Regions from separate parts of the Homo sapiens genome. Here region 2 is linked to region 1. A link is an interaction called in ENCODE POLR2A ChIA-PET data of the cell type or tissue named here. Cell type or tissue: MCF 10A. All regions are shown on one strand. Each heading gives the region's core, and the rest is flanking DNA. Links, peaks and the distances in the headings are about the cores only.

Region 1 (6,386 bases), core at 1,994-4,493:
GTATTTCTAATGAGTCAGGTATAGACTTCTTTGATAACATCTATAGCACTAAAGTATGTTTATTTGTATGTAACTATTGCCCTCTACTTAGTCTGAGAATTCTTGGGAACAGGGACTATGTCATACTAGTCTTCATATCCCTAGTATCTAACACAATTACAGTTTCAGTCTCTGGAATATAATAGACAATAAATAGATAATCTCAATGAATATATGAGAATTTGAAAGACCACAAGTCTTGTTCATGCTCTTACCACCCTTCATCAAGACCATCTAGAATATCCTGGTCGGGCGTGGTGGCTCACGCCTGTAATCCCAGCACTTTGGGAGGCCAAGGTGGGTGGATCACGAGGTAAGAGATCAAAACCATCCTGGCCAACATGGTGAAACCCCATCTCTACTAAAAATACAAAAAATCAGCCAGACGTGGGGGCGCACGCCTGTAGTCCCAGCTACTTGGGAGGCTGAAGCAGGAGAATCGCTTGAACCCGGGAGGCGGAGGTTGCATTGAGCTGAGAAGCCCCCACTGCACTGCAGCCTGGGAGACAGAGCGAGGCTCCGTCTTGGGGGAAAAAAAAAAAATCTAGAATATCCTAAGTAGAATTGCTGGCATAATCTTCCAAAAGCTCAGATACAATCCTTTTATTCCCCTCCACAAAAGTCTTCAAAGCAAACAAACAAAAACCTTCAGTGGCTCCACATTTCCTAAAGAATTACCCTTCCACATATCCGATTTGAATATAACTGGGGGGAACCCAAATGTCTGTCCTACAGTAGGTGAATGGCTACACAATCTGGGATACATCCATACCGTGGACGACTACTCAACAGTAAAAAGGAATTACTGGCACATGCAACACCTTGAAGGGATCTCAAGGACATTATATTGAAAGAAAAAAAAGGCAATCTCAAAGGGTCCAACTGAGTATGATTCCATGTATATAATTTTTTTTTTTTTTTGAGACAGAGTCTCACTCTGTCACCTAGGTTGGAGTGTAGTGGTGTGATCTCGGCTCACTACAACCTCCGCCTCCCAGGCTCACGCAGTCTTCCCACCTTGGCCTCCCAAGTAGCTGGGACCATAGGTGCACACCACCACAGCTGGTTAATTTTTTGTATTTTTGGTAGAGACAGGGTTTTGCCATGTTGTCCAGGCTAGTCTTGAACTCCTGAGCTCAGGTGATCTATCTGCCTTGGCCTTCCAAAGTACTGGGATTACAGGCGTGAGCCACCATGCCCAGCTAATATTTTAAAATGACAAGATCATAAATTATTGGTTGCCAGATTCAAGATAGTGGGGGAGAAGGAAATGAGTGTGACTATAAAGGGGTAGCATGAAAAACAAACCAAATGTCCATCAACCGATGAAGAGATGAACAAATTCTGGCATATTAATTCAGTGGAATACCACTCAGCACACAAAGGGAATGAAATATTTATATTACAAAGACTGACCAATCTTGTGATCACTATGTTCAGTGAAAGAAGCCAGGCAGAAAAGACTACTACATAAGTTTATTTATATGACATTCTAAAAAGGGCAAAACCATAGTGACTGAAAGCAGATCAGTGACTGCCTGGGACCAGTGACCAAGGGAGGGGATCAATCATCATGCAAAGGGCATAAGCAAACTTTTCAGCGTCAGGAAACTGTTCTGTATCATGATTGTGGTGATGGTTACACAACTGTGTACAGTGACCAAAACTAATAAAACTATACACTTAAAGTAGGGAAATTTTATTTTTAAATAACACTTCAATAAATCTGGAGGAAAAAATAATAATCTTTAATTAGTAAGTCCAACATCTCAGTAAACTAGAGTTCCAGAGAAAGAAAACAGCAGCTACCTTGTTTCTACGGAGAAGAATTTGTCTGGGGCCCAGAAAGTACTTGTAGGTCTGGCTGCTTGCTTTATGGAAACAGGGCAGGAAATAGGTCCAGGGAAATCCCAGTTCAGTAATGCAGGCTTTTCGTTTTTTCCATGCTATTTTCAGTGTTTCCACTAACCCAGTTGTGTCTGGTGTTCCCAAGTCTAGAGCTTATCAGGTTTGTTTTTTTGTTTGTTTGTTTTTCAGAAAATAAACCTCCGATCTGTTGCTCTGAAAAGGGTAATCATATGACTACATGGGGTGGGAAAGGACCTGGGGTCCTTTCCTGCCTCCATAGACTTCCAGCTAGTCCCACGATAGCCTCCATTTCACCCCTGCATTACTCAATACTTGGGCCTCTGTGCCCTGAGCCTTTCTGGGTTTACACAGCAAATCGTTACCTTCTCAAATCATTTTCCTCCTGGCAGGAATCCCAGTATAGCTTCTCCTCTTCTATCATTTACTGCTATTCTTCCTTCTATTTTCCATCTTTCAAAAATTTGCTGAATTGCTTTGGCCCAGTGCTGTGTTTCCTCCCATTCTCCCCACTCCCTTTTGGGTTTTTTACCTCTTAAAAATTCCTTTAATGTGGGAGGATTCCAGGGGAATGAGCTTGTACAGCCAAATCTGGCTTAAGTTAAATGGACTACTTAATATGTTAAATCTCTATGTTCAACTTGCAGAATTCTGCACACCTAAACATTAGGGTCAGCGAAATAATCCACTCACAATCAGTAAGAGATAGGAGGTTCTCATGTAAGATACACTGTCCTCAAAGATGGGAACATCATTGTCTCCCAAGTACAATAATCCTTACTTGGAATGAAATTCTTCTATTTTATTATTGGGGATGGGGCTGGGGGGGAGGAGTGGGAGAGGTCTAGATGCTGGAAGGTAACCTGTATTCTGTGAGTACCCCTTAAGTGGTATGATTAAAGCAATTTAACATACACTAAGATGTAGCATAACTTACATTCCTATTATCTTTAGAATACAATAGATGCTAAAACTACAAAAGGCTAAGTTAATTAAAACAATTTGGGGTATATGCTTAATTTCTGCTGTTTTGTTTTATTTACTAATCAGCTGAATTTAAGATTCATCTGTTTTTTTTTTCAAGTAAAGAGTTAAAATTCAAATGTTTTATATAAACCAGTTGATTCTGAAATCAAAAACAGAAGTTAACTTTTAATTAAAGTTCGATTATTTGTAGGTGAATGCTTCACAAACTGTAAAAAGTAATATTGTTCAGGATCTAGAGACCCTATCAGTATGACTTCAAATCTGGCTGTGCCAAATTAAAATTTTTTAAATTAAAACATAAATTTTTAAGAATTTGCCTGAATCCTCCTTTCACTTAATACCTCATACATAATAACCTAAGTGCAGACAAGTCATAGCAAAGCAAGCATATGACCTTAATTGCAGTAAGTAAAGCATGCTTGGCTACCAGAGGTATCAGCTTTGGTGATGCAAATTATTTTGTGCTGAAAAGGGATTGTTTATTCACTCAAAAACAGAGGAATCTAAGAAGACTATAGTTAGCAAATAGTTTTTCTGACTCTTGCTGACTTAATTATAAGGTAGTGTTTCATCATCTTCGACATACTGGTTTTAGGCATTAGAAAATGCCTTCTTTGAATGCCTTTCAAGTGAACACTAGTGCTTTACATGACTCTGGCTTTTACCAGATAATTCGAATTAGTGCTGCCCTCAGTCTCTCAGGGACACACAACAGAACTAGGCCCAGAAACATCAAAAAAACAGGTTCAAAATTACACAGCAGCAAGTGAAGCTTTCCCAGATGGAATGTGTTCCCTGCTTATTAACCATTTCTAACATTGAATGCCAAAAGGCAGTCCATGGACATATGCCTAGGCTTGTCCATTAGTACTAATAAAGTTACAAGAAAACAGATGAAGCACTGAACTTAAATTAGAACTGCCTCATCATATAAAAAGCCATTGTTTACGCCAGTATATCCAGGTGTCAAATGAATTATAAATGCTAGCTCACTGTTTCATAATAGCAACATCTGGCAGATTTTTTGCTTCTAAAAGAAATTGGCTTAGCTCAAATGATATCATTACAGGACTCCCTTTTCTTAAAATAGTTGAGCCAAATTAAAAAAAATCCAATATACAAAGATTAAATTTTTATGTAAACTTTCTTTTTAAAATATAATATCAGGAGAAAACATGAATAGTATGAATGAAAACGTGAAGAAAGCATCCCCTTTATTTCGGCATTAGAGTAAATCTTTGAGGGCATCTTAGAACTTTTTCAGTATTTTTTACTGTGATTTCAAAGTTTATTCAAATTGTAAATTGATTCACTTTGGTCTGGCTTTATGTGATTCTCCTCATGGTTACCTTATGACAGCACTATGCTAGGTCCTACCCCAAAGAAAAAAGCTATTTGCCTTTTGAAGATATGAGCCTTCCTTGTGAGCACATATGTGAGCAGCTAAGCTGCCCCCACACAGGTTGGTTATTCTAAAATTTATCCAGTAATATTGGCAAAATAGCTGTAGCTAATGGATTGTTGGTATATTCAAGAGTTTCTGCTGTCTGCTGCCTATTCAACTGCAAACTGGCAAAAATGAACATAATCCAATCTGTTTTATAACAAGGCAATTTTGCATCAAAGCTTAATATTTAAGGCCATGTAATATGGAAGGATGTAACACAAAGCACACAATGTTTGTTAAATCTTAATTTGTGAAATAACAAAAATTAATATTAGCTATACACTCTCCTAGGGTCTGTTTAACCATATCCAGGTTTTCACGTGTTGATGTATAGTGTCTCTTGTAGCTCAATATTTATAATTCTGAAAGCAGAATCCAGTTTTAATGTATTAAACTTTACTTCCAAAATGTTGATCTTTCCAGGGGTTTGAGTCATAGCTTATTTTTATAGGCCTTTAAATTTTACAAAGTACTTAATGGCACATGGGCAAAAAAAAAGACCCTATAAATTCATGTTTCTCCAAATTCCATTTCAGATTCTCTTCTTATAAATAAGTGAAGTTGGCAAGTTTCACTCCATAACGGAAAAACAAAACTAAAATGCTTCATGCAGTTTAGTCTTTTAAGTCTGTATACTTTTTAACCTGCAACAAAATAAATACAAAATTATTTTGAACAACAAAATCCAGATGATACCTGAGAGAAGCCTAAAACTCTATTCATCACCATACTTAGGGAAATGCTGACATAGAATTAATTTATTAGCTGAAATACCTATCATTCCCAATTCTACATAATATAATAAGGCTAAATTTATTTGAAGCACACTTGCCTTTAGGTCCCCAAAATCTTGTGGCCAACAATAAAGAAAACTAATGAAACCAAAAGCTGTTCTTTGAGAATATCAATAAAATTGATAAACCTCTAGCTAGACTGCTTGAGAAAAAAAAGACACATATTACCAATATAAGAAATGAGAAAGATGACGTCACTACAGATTCTACAAATATTACAAGGCTGATCCTGGGTATGGTGGCTGAAGCCTATAATCCCAGCATTTTGGGAGGCCAAGGTGGGTTCACTTGAGCCCAGGAGTTCAAGACCAGCCTGGGCAACACAGCAAGACCCCACCTCTAAAAAACATAATAAATACTTTTTTTGGCCAGGCACGGTGGCTCACGCCTGTAATCCCAGCACTTTGGGAAGCCGAGACAGGCAGATCACGAGGTCAGGAGATAGAGACCATCCTGGCTAACACAGTGAAACCCCTTCTCTACTAAAAATACAAAAAAATTAGCTGGGCGTGGTGGCAGGCGCCTGTAGTCCCAGCTACTCGGGAGGCTGAGGCAGGAGAATGGCATGAACCCGGGAGGTGGAGCTTGCAGTGAGCCGAGACTGCGCCACTGCACTCCAGCCTGGGCAACAGAGCGAGACTCCATCTCAAAAAAATAATAATAATTTAAATAAATAAATAAATACTTTTTAAAAATCCCTGTTAAGCAAATGAAAAGACCAATCACACAGTGGGAGAAAATATGTGTAAACCATATATTTGCTGAAGGATTTATCTAGAACACATAAAGAAACCTTAAAATTCAATAATAAGAAAACAACCTTTTTTTTTTCCTTTAGGATGGAATCTTGCTCCTTCCCTGAGGCTGGAGTGCAGTGGCAAAATCTTGGCTCACTGCAACCCTGCCTCCCAGGTTCAAGCAATCCTTTCGCCTCAGCCTCCCTAATAGCTCAGATTACAAGTGTGCACAACCACGCCCAGCTAATTTTTGTATTTTTAGCAGAAATGGTGTTTCACCATATTGGCCAGGCTGGTCACAAATTCCTGACCTCAAGTGATCCACCCATCTCAGCCTCTCAAAGTGCTGGAATTATAGGCATGAGCCACTATGCCCGGCCAACAGCTTATTTTTGAAATGGGCAAAACATTTGTACTGATTTCACCAAAGATATGCAAATAAGCACATGAAAAGTTGACATCATTCTTCATTAGAAAATGCAAATTAAAATCACAAGAGTCTAGGTGAGTTCCATT
Region 2 (6,386 bases), core at 2,464-4,963, 510 kb before region 1:
AGGCTGAGTCAGAAGGATTGGTCGGGCCCGGGTATTCAGGTTACAGTAAGCTATGATTGTGCCACTGCACTCCAACCTGGGACAGAGTGAGAAACACACACACACACACACACACACACACCCCAAAACCAAAATAACCTTAACATCCAACAGCAAAGAATGGTTAAACAAATTATGATTTGTTTCATAATTTGTTTCATTTCATTTTAATAAAATGAAATACTGTGCAGGATATTAAAATGATGTTGCATAGATATATTTATTGGCATCAAAAGATGCCCAAATATACTGAGAAGTAAAAAAAAAAAAAAAACACATCAGCAGATCATGGACAAATATGATCTCACTTCTTTTTAATTGTGTAGCCCACTAGGAAAAGTTCAAATGACCAATAAATAAATGAAGATATGCCAAAATTCACCAGCAACCAGTAATGGAAAGTAAAACAATATTACTTTTATACCCATCAGCATGGCAAACATCAGAAGACAATCCATGCTATATTTCTCAGGGTTTTCTAGAGAAACACAATCAGTAGGATATGTATAGATTTGTTGGTTTGTTTATTATGGGAACTGGCTTATGCAATTATGGATGCTGGTAAGTCTCAAGATATGCCGTCTGCAAACTGGAGAACCAGGAAAACTGGGGGTGTAATTCAGTCCGAGTCCAAAGGACTGAAAACCGGGGAAACTGATGGTATAACTCCCAGTCTCAGTATGGAGTGAGGCCACTGGTGTAAGTTGGAAACCTCAAGAACCAAGAGGTCTGATGTCCAAGGGCAGGAGAAGATGGATGTCCCAGCACAAGAAAACAGAGGGAGAATTTGCCCTTCCCCTGCCTTTTTTGTTCTATTCCAGGTCTCAACAGATTAGATAATGCCTGTCCACATTGGTGAGAGAGCTTCTTTACTCAGTCTACCGGTTCCAAAGCTAATCTCCTCTGGAGACATCCTCACAGACATACCCAGAAATAATTTTTTACCATCTATCTGGGCATCCCTTAGCCCAGTCAAGTTGACATATGAAATTAACCATCATACATACAAATATTGCAATGACATGGGGAGATGAGAACTCTCAGGTACTGCTGGTGGAAATGAATACTGGTACAGGCATTTTGGAAAGCAATCTCATACAATTTAGCGTAATCTGTATGTAGAAGCCTTTTAACTAAATGATGCCATTTCTGGGTATATATCTCCAAGAAATTTCCATTTAGACCCATAAGAGGACATGAAATGGAAGGTTAATTTACATATTGTTTGTGGCAGAGGGTTACTGGGGGCAACCCAAGTGTCCCTCATTAAAAGACAAGAAAAGTAAAATGTGGCAGATCCATAAAATAAGTAATATTCAGCAGTAAGAGGAAACAAATCTACCTGGATAATTTTTTTAAAGTGTTGAGTGAGATTAGGAAACAATAAATATTTTAACACAATGTGTTTGCAGGTTAAAAACATGTAAAGTTGTGAAATAACACAGCAGATTTTACAAGATTGCGTACTATAATAAGCACAGATATCAAACACATTAAAGAGGTTCCTATAAAGGAGATGTGAAGGGATATGGAAATTAAAGAAGAAAAAATAAAATAATTTTAAAAAGAGAGAAGCCTTGCGCAGATTGGTAATGACAATTTGCCTTAAACTGAGTAGGTTTAATTCAGCTCTCTCCACTGAATTCAATTTTTTAAAGTGTGTATAGGTATAATACATAAAAATGTCTAAAAGGAAGTTAGCCAGGCATCATGCCTATAGTCACCCCTACTCAGGAGGCTGAGGCAGGAGGATTGCTTGGGCCTGGGAGTCTGAGGCAGTGAGCTTGATCAAACCACTGCACTCCAGCCTGGGCAACTGAGCAAAACCCTGTCTCTAAAAAAATAAATAAATAAATAAAAGATTAAAATGTCTAAAATATTAATAGTGGTTATCTCTGAAAGTAGTATTGCAGGTGAATCTTTTTCTTCTACACTGAATAAATATTGTAAATAAGTAAAATGCATTTTTTATGCTCTAAAATTGTATCTTAATACTCAAAACTACTTTCCTAATGTTGGATAAATGTACAAAAACCTACTAAATTCAGCTGCCTGTGTGGCCACAGTCATTTTATTGTTTTTCCAGAATGTTCCAAAATAGCTCTGGAACAAGACCAGTGGGACCACCAGATAGCTATCTAGCCTCACCCTTCTTCCCATGCACATGAAGACCAAGCCTCCAGCCTGGCTTTGGCAGAAACCTCTGTGAGACTCAGGATAACAAGGCCTTCTCCTTCTCAGCTGGGGAAAGGAGGGGCCTTATGTCATAGCGCTCTCTCTCTCTCTCTCTCTCTCTCTCTCTCTGTCTCTCTCTCTCTCTCTCTCTCTGAGTCAGTTCAGAACATCCTCTAAAAAGGTGCCTTGAGCAGCAGTTGCCAAGACAAAAGATCCCACCTCAAGGGTGGAAACTCTATTTGCAGTTTTGTAGACACAGGTGTTCTTCCAGGCGACTTAAGACCTACAGTGTGGGGCTGTATTTGGCCAGGAATAGCTCAGAAGGCCTTCCCCCCCGAAACCAGCTCTTGAAGCTTCAGTGTATATTTTAACTATATTTGGCAATTCAAACCAAAGAGGTCAGTGGCTTAGCTCAGGAGAGGAAAAAGGTTGATTTATAATCCCTTCTTCAAACCAAGACCAAGAATTTAAAACTCAGTTCATTTATTTATTTTGCACTCATTGAGCTTACTGCTTGAAGCAGCTCTCCTTCCCTATTCTACCAGCCCTCATGTAAATCTTTCAGAACCACAGGTGTGAATCACCTATACAAGCTATCCCTGTTTTAGAGGACATTTGGGGACATTTGGCTGGAGAATCTAAACGTTAAAATTATCCCACTTTACTCCATATGCCTTTAGAGGATCAAAATAGCCTGTAGCATTTGGGTACAAATCCAGGCTCCACCGCTTATTATTCACTGTGTAACCTTGGCTGAGTTACTTTATGTCTCTGAGGTTGTTTCCTTATCAATAAACAGATAACACCTACTTCACAAGGCTGTTGTAAGAATTAAATGAGATAAGGTGTATAAAGTGGCAAAGAGAATATCTGACACCAAGCAAGTGCTAAAAAAGGAATCTGTTTCCATTCCTCCCCATCACTCCCCTTCACCCTTGGCTGTTCAGCCAAGGTGTTGGCTTTTCAAGAAATTGCCTGATACCCCGTGTTTGATTACAAATGTATGGTATCATTCCCACAGCAAGCAACAGTAGCTAAAGATAAAAGCTGTGACTACTCCTCAGCTGTGGACAGGTCGAATCAGCTCACAAATGACTCATCACTGTTGATAAACAATGTGTTCTTGGCATCAATAGTCCCTATCCTGATAAGCTTCAGCACCTCAAAGAGAAGAGCCCGGGGTTTGATGGTGACCTTTGGTTAATCCTGAACTCATACCAAACTGGTCTTAGGAGGGTCTCTGTCTCCTCGCACATGTCTCCAGTCACAGGATTCTCAGCGGGAAGGACTCCAGCTGAGCAGCTGCCTCTTTTGTCTTAGGGCTGAACCATCTCCTTCACTTGCCTTGGATTCCCTCAAGTCATAAGACTTCCTCAGCACAAGGCTAGACGCCTGTTCCCTGCTCACAACCGCCCGAAGCTTGTGCCCAACCTGCCTTTGGCAGCTTTGTTTGCTGGCTGACGCTGTGCCAAGGTGAGGTTTGGCTGGAGTGCTTTGTGGCTACAGGACAACCTTGGCTCAAGGAAAGGAGTAATCTTGCGCCACTGTCTGCGAGGCTTAAGTGTTTGCTGCTCTCTGCAGTTTCTGTAGCCCCTTCAGACCACCCAGAACCCACTCACTGGCACAGAAATTCCATGACAGGAATCTTGAGTCACTCTTTCATTCATACATGCCTGGTACCTTCTCAGTGCCTGGCACAGAGTTCCCACAAAGTGAATCTTTTTCTGAAAGGCCCTTGAGGACAAGAATGGTCTGTAGCTGCATTTCTAACCTCCTCAATTCTGGCACACCTCACACAATTATTAAGATCAAACAGGACAATAAACTATATGAGATTGGCATTGTCAACAGCCAGGTGCCCAAACTGAGGTTTTGTATGGTCTTAAGGAAATTCTATGTACTCGAGTTTACTTTCTTCTAAATTGAAACTGCTTTGGAATGAGGTATCTCTGGACCCCAGAGTAGGGCCCCTCTCTCTCAGTGGGTATGCAGTCCTCTTCTGCAAGAAACTAAACATCCTAGCCCCTCGGAGGGGACCCTGTAATGTGCAAAAGCCCCAGAAGGCCGTAGGCTACCCTGGAAACATTTCCATTCTCCAAACTCACCTTCAGGTTTTCTTCACCAGGGAGGTTTCTGAGATCACCTACAAGCACTGACATTAAGGCCAGGGAAGCTTTTTGGAAGGGACAAGTAGCTGGTCTCCATCTTGGGTCTTCAGGATATTGGATGAGACAAACAGGGCACCCTGAAATCAAAATCAGGGGTCCCTCTCTTTACTCTTCCCTTATGTCCTAACTGTTCCTATGTCCCCTGCCTTTCTAGTCACTCAAGGGGGGCTTAGTGTCCGTCTATCGCCGGAACTGGGGTCAACCTTCTCAGAAGATAAGGCATATAAAGAAAGCAAGGAGGAAGGAAGGAGAGAGAGAGAGGAAGGCTGGAGAAAAGTGAAGAAAAAAATGAAAAAAGGCTTGGGAAGGAGGAAGGAAGAGGTGAGCGGCTAGGGGAGGCGGAACAATGAAGGTCTCAGGCCGTCGGAGGCTCACGGTTCCGCCGGCACGTCCGTCCTGCCCGCCTCCAGCCGGCAGCTGCACGCAGCGCAGCGTGTGGGCGCTGAGTCACTGTCCCAGAACAGGGAGCCGCGGTGCAGGTCTGGGGGGTGTAGGAGGACGGCCCTGGTTGGCATCTGCAAACTGTTTCTTTCTCTCTTTTTTTTTTTCTTTCTTTCCTCTTTCATTAAGGCTGTGTGCTGACTCCCACGTAGGAGAACTTATTAAACCGCACGTACTGCTTGGCGGCGCTGGGCCTGTCTCAGCTGCCTGCAGGGGGCGCTACAGCCTCGCCCATGAGCCAGCGGCCCGCGGGCGCTCAGGCCCGGGCAGACCCGGGGTTACTAGGGGTTACTGGGTTTTCCGGAGGTGTCCCCACGCATTGCTAGGGCGGCTTGGAACTTTAACAACCGCGGCAGGCAGGGGGAACGCCTCTCTTAGAAGGCCTCAGAGACCACCCCAACTCTTCGAAGCTCGCTTTCGCGCCGGGTTCTGTGAGCAACCCTATAAATCTAGGACTCCGTTGCGCAACCCGAGAGTCCAGGCTCGCCAACCCACTAGGGCTCCCCCTACCCACCCCCCGCCGGCCGCCACGCCAGGCGGTGACCTCGGGCGTCTCCGCGAAGCCCTGATTCGCACCCAGGACACGTGTTCTGCGCGCCCCACACAGAGAACAGAGCTCGTGACAGCTCAGCCCGCTCAGAGTAGGGCCAGCACCTGCACGCGCCGCTGTCCCACCTTCCCAAGCCCGGCGGCGGGACCCCAAGGCTCCTGGGCGGGCCGGGACCAGGGCACCCTCCCTTCCTAGACGTGAGAGCCGAGCCGAGAGAATGAATCAGCATTGAGACAGTTTATTGGTTTGCTGTTCGCATATCACCCATTTTATGTAAATAGATTATACAGAGACTCGGTGTTTCCTTCTTCCACACAGGAGGTAATCAGTCTTTCTCTTTCATGCACACAAACACACTCACATTCCACGCGGCGAACAACTTTACACCTCGCTGAGACATTCACGTCTTAAAATAGGGGAGGACAATATAATTGCTTTTAAAATGCCCTTAATACAATATATAACGTACAAAAATATCTCTATATTTGAAGTTACAAAAAAAATCTTGACAGCAACAAACTTAAATATTGATAGTTACCTCTGTATGTACAACACGCATTGCACTTTTCCTCTTTAGGTTTTGGAAAGTTCAAGTAATAGTGAGGCTTGCGCCCTGGTGGGGTGACACGCCGTGAGAAATCAGTTTGTGGGCGAGCACGGCTGTGGCTCAGACCCCTGCTCCGGGGGTCTCAGCATTCATTTCTCAGTTTCTCCTCTCCTTAAGCCTGGCAAACACTCGGATTCTTCTGCACCCCGCCCCCTGGGGCACTTGCACCTGAGCAAGGCTAAGGAAGCGAAGCCCCCAGAAGGAGGGGCCCTTGCAAAGCCAGAGCTCGCCGCCGGACGGTGCCTCCCGGACTCAGGGTCTCCGCAGGGCTGTCAGAGCCCGGTCCCCACACCGCTCGGGAAGTCCTTCGTCCCGGGAGGCACCAGCGGGATGCTTGCGCGACTATTCCTTGTACCATGGGCGCCTAAATCCTAAAGAAAGTGGGGAGCACTTCCACTCGGGGGGG

Evidence for each region. ChIA-PET counts read pairs that join two places held together with the same protein. Peaks named below come from ENCODE experiments on the same cell type or tissue, not always from the same donor. Only the 100,000 strongest peaks of a DNase experiment are listed, where the experiment ranks them.
Region 2: POLR2A ChIA-PET joins it to region 1 with 18 read pairs; 7 of 35 experiments call an interaction of 5 or more read pairs at or near these places.

What each region holds. Positions count from the first base shown.
Region 1 is chr11:9,799,820-9,806,205 of GRCh38, reverse strand. All of the region lies in intron 32 of SBF2 (SET binding factor 2), which reads left to right. The region is part of intron 1 of SBF2-AS1 (SBF2 antisense RNA 1); the gene reads right to left. Among named protein-coding and RNA genes, the nearest start is that of LINC02709, 43 kb to the right of the region's middle. In MCF 10A, for the core only: no CTCF peak of the experiment used is centred there; no DNase peak of the experiment used is centred there.
Region 2 is chr11:10,306,607-10,312,992 of GRCh38, reverse strand. It overlaps CAND1.11 (a long non-coding RNA gene), which reads right to left and starts at 4,680. Exons shown (of 4, transcript NR_103765.1): 1 at 4,320-4,680. ADM (adrenomedullin) reads right to left here. Exons shown (of 4, transcript NM_001124.3): 4 at 5,596-6,386. The coding sequence ends at 6,352. RefSeq lists an enhancer at 4,810-5,079 and silencers at 5,580-5,679, 6,017-6,311. In MCF 10A, for the core only: no CTCF peak of the experiment used is centred there; a DNase peak (open chromatin) is centred at 3,672.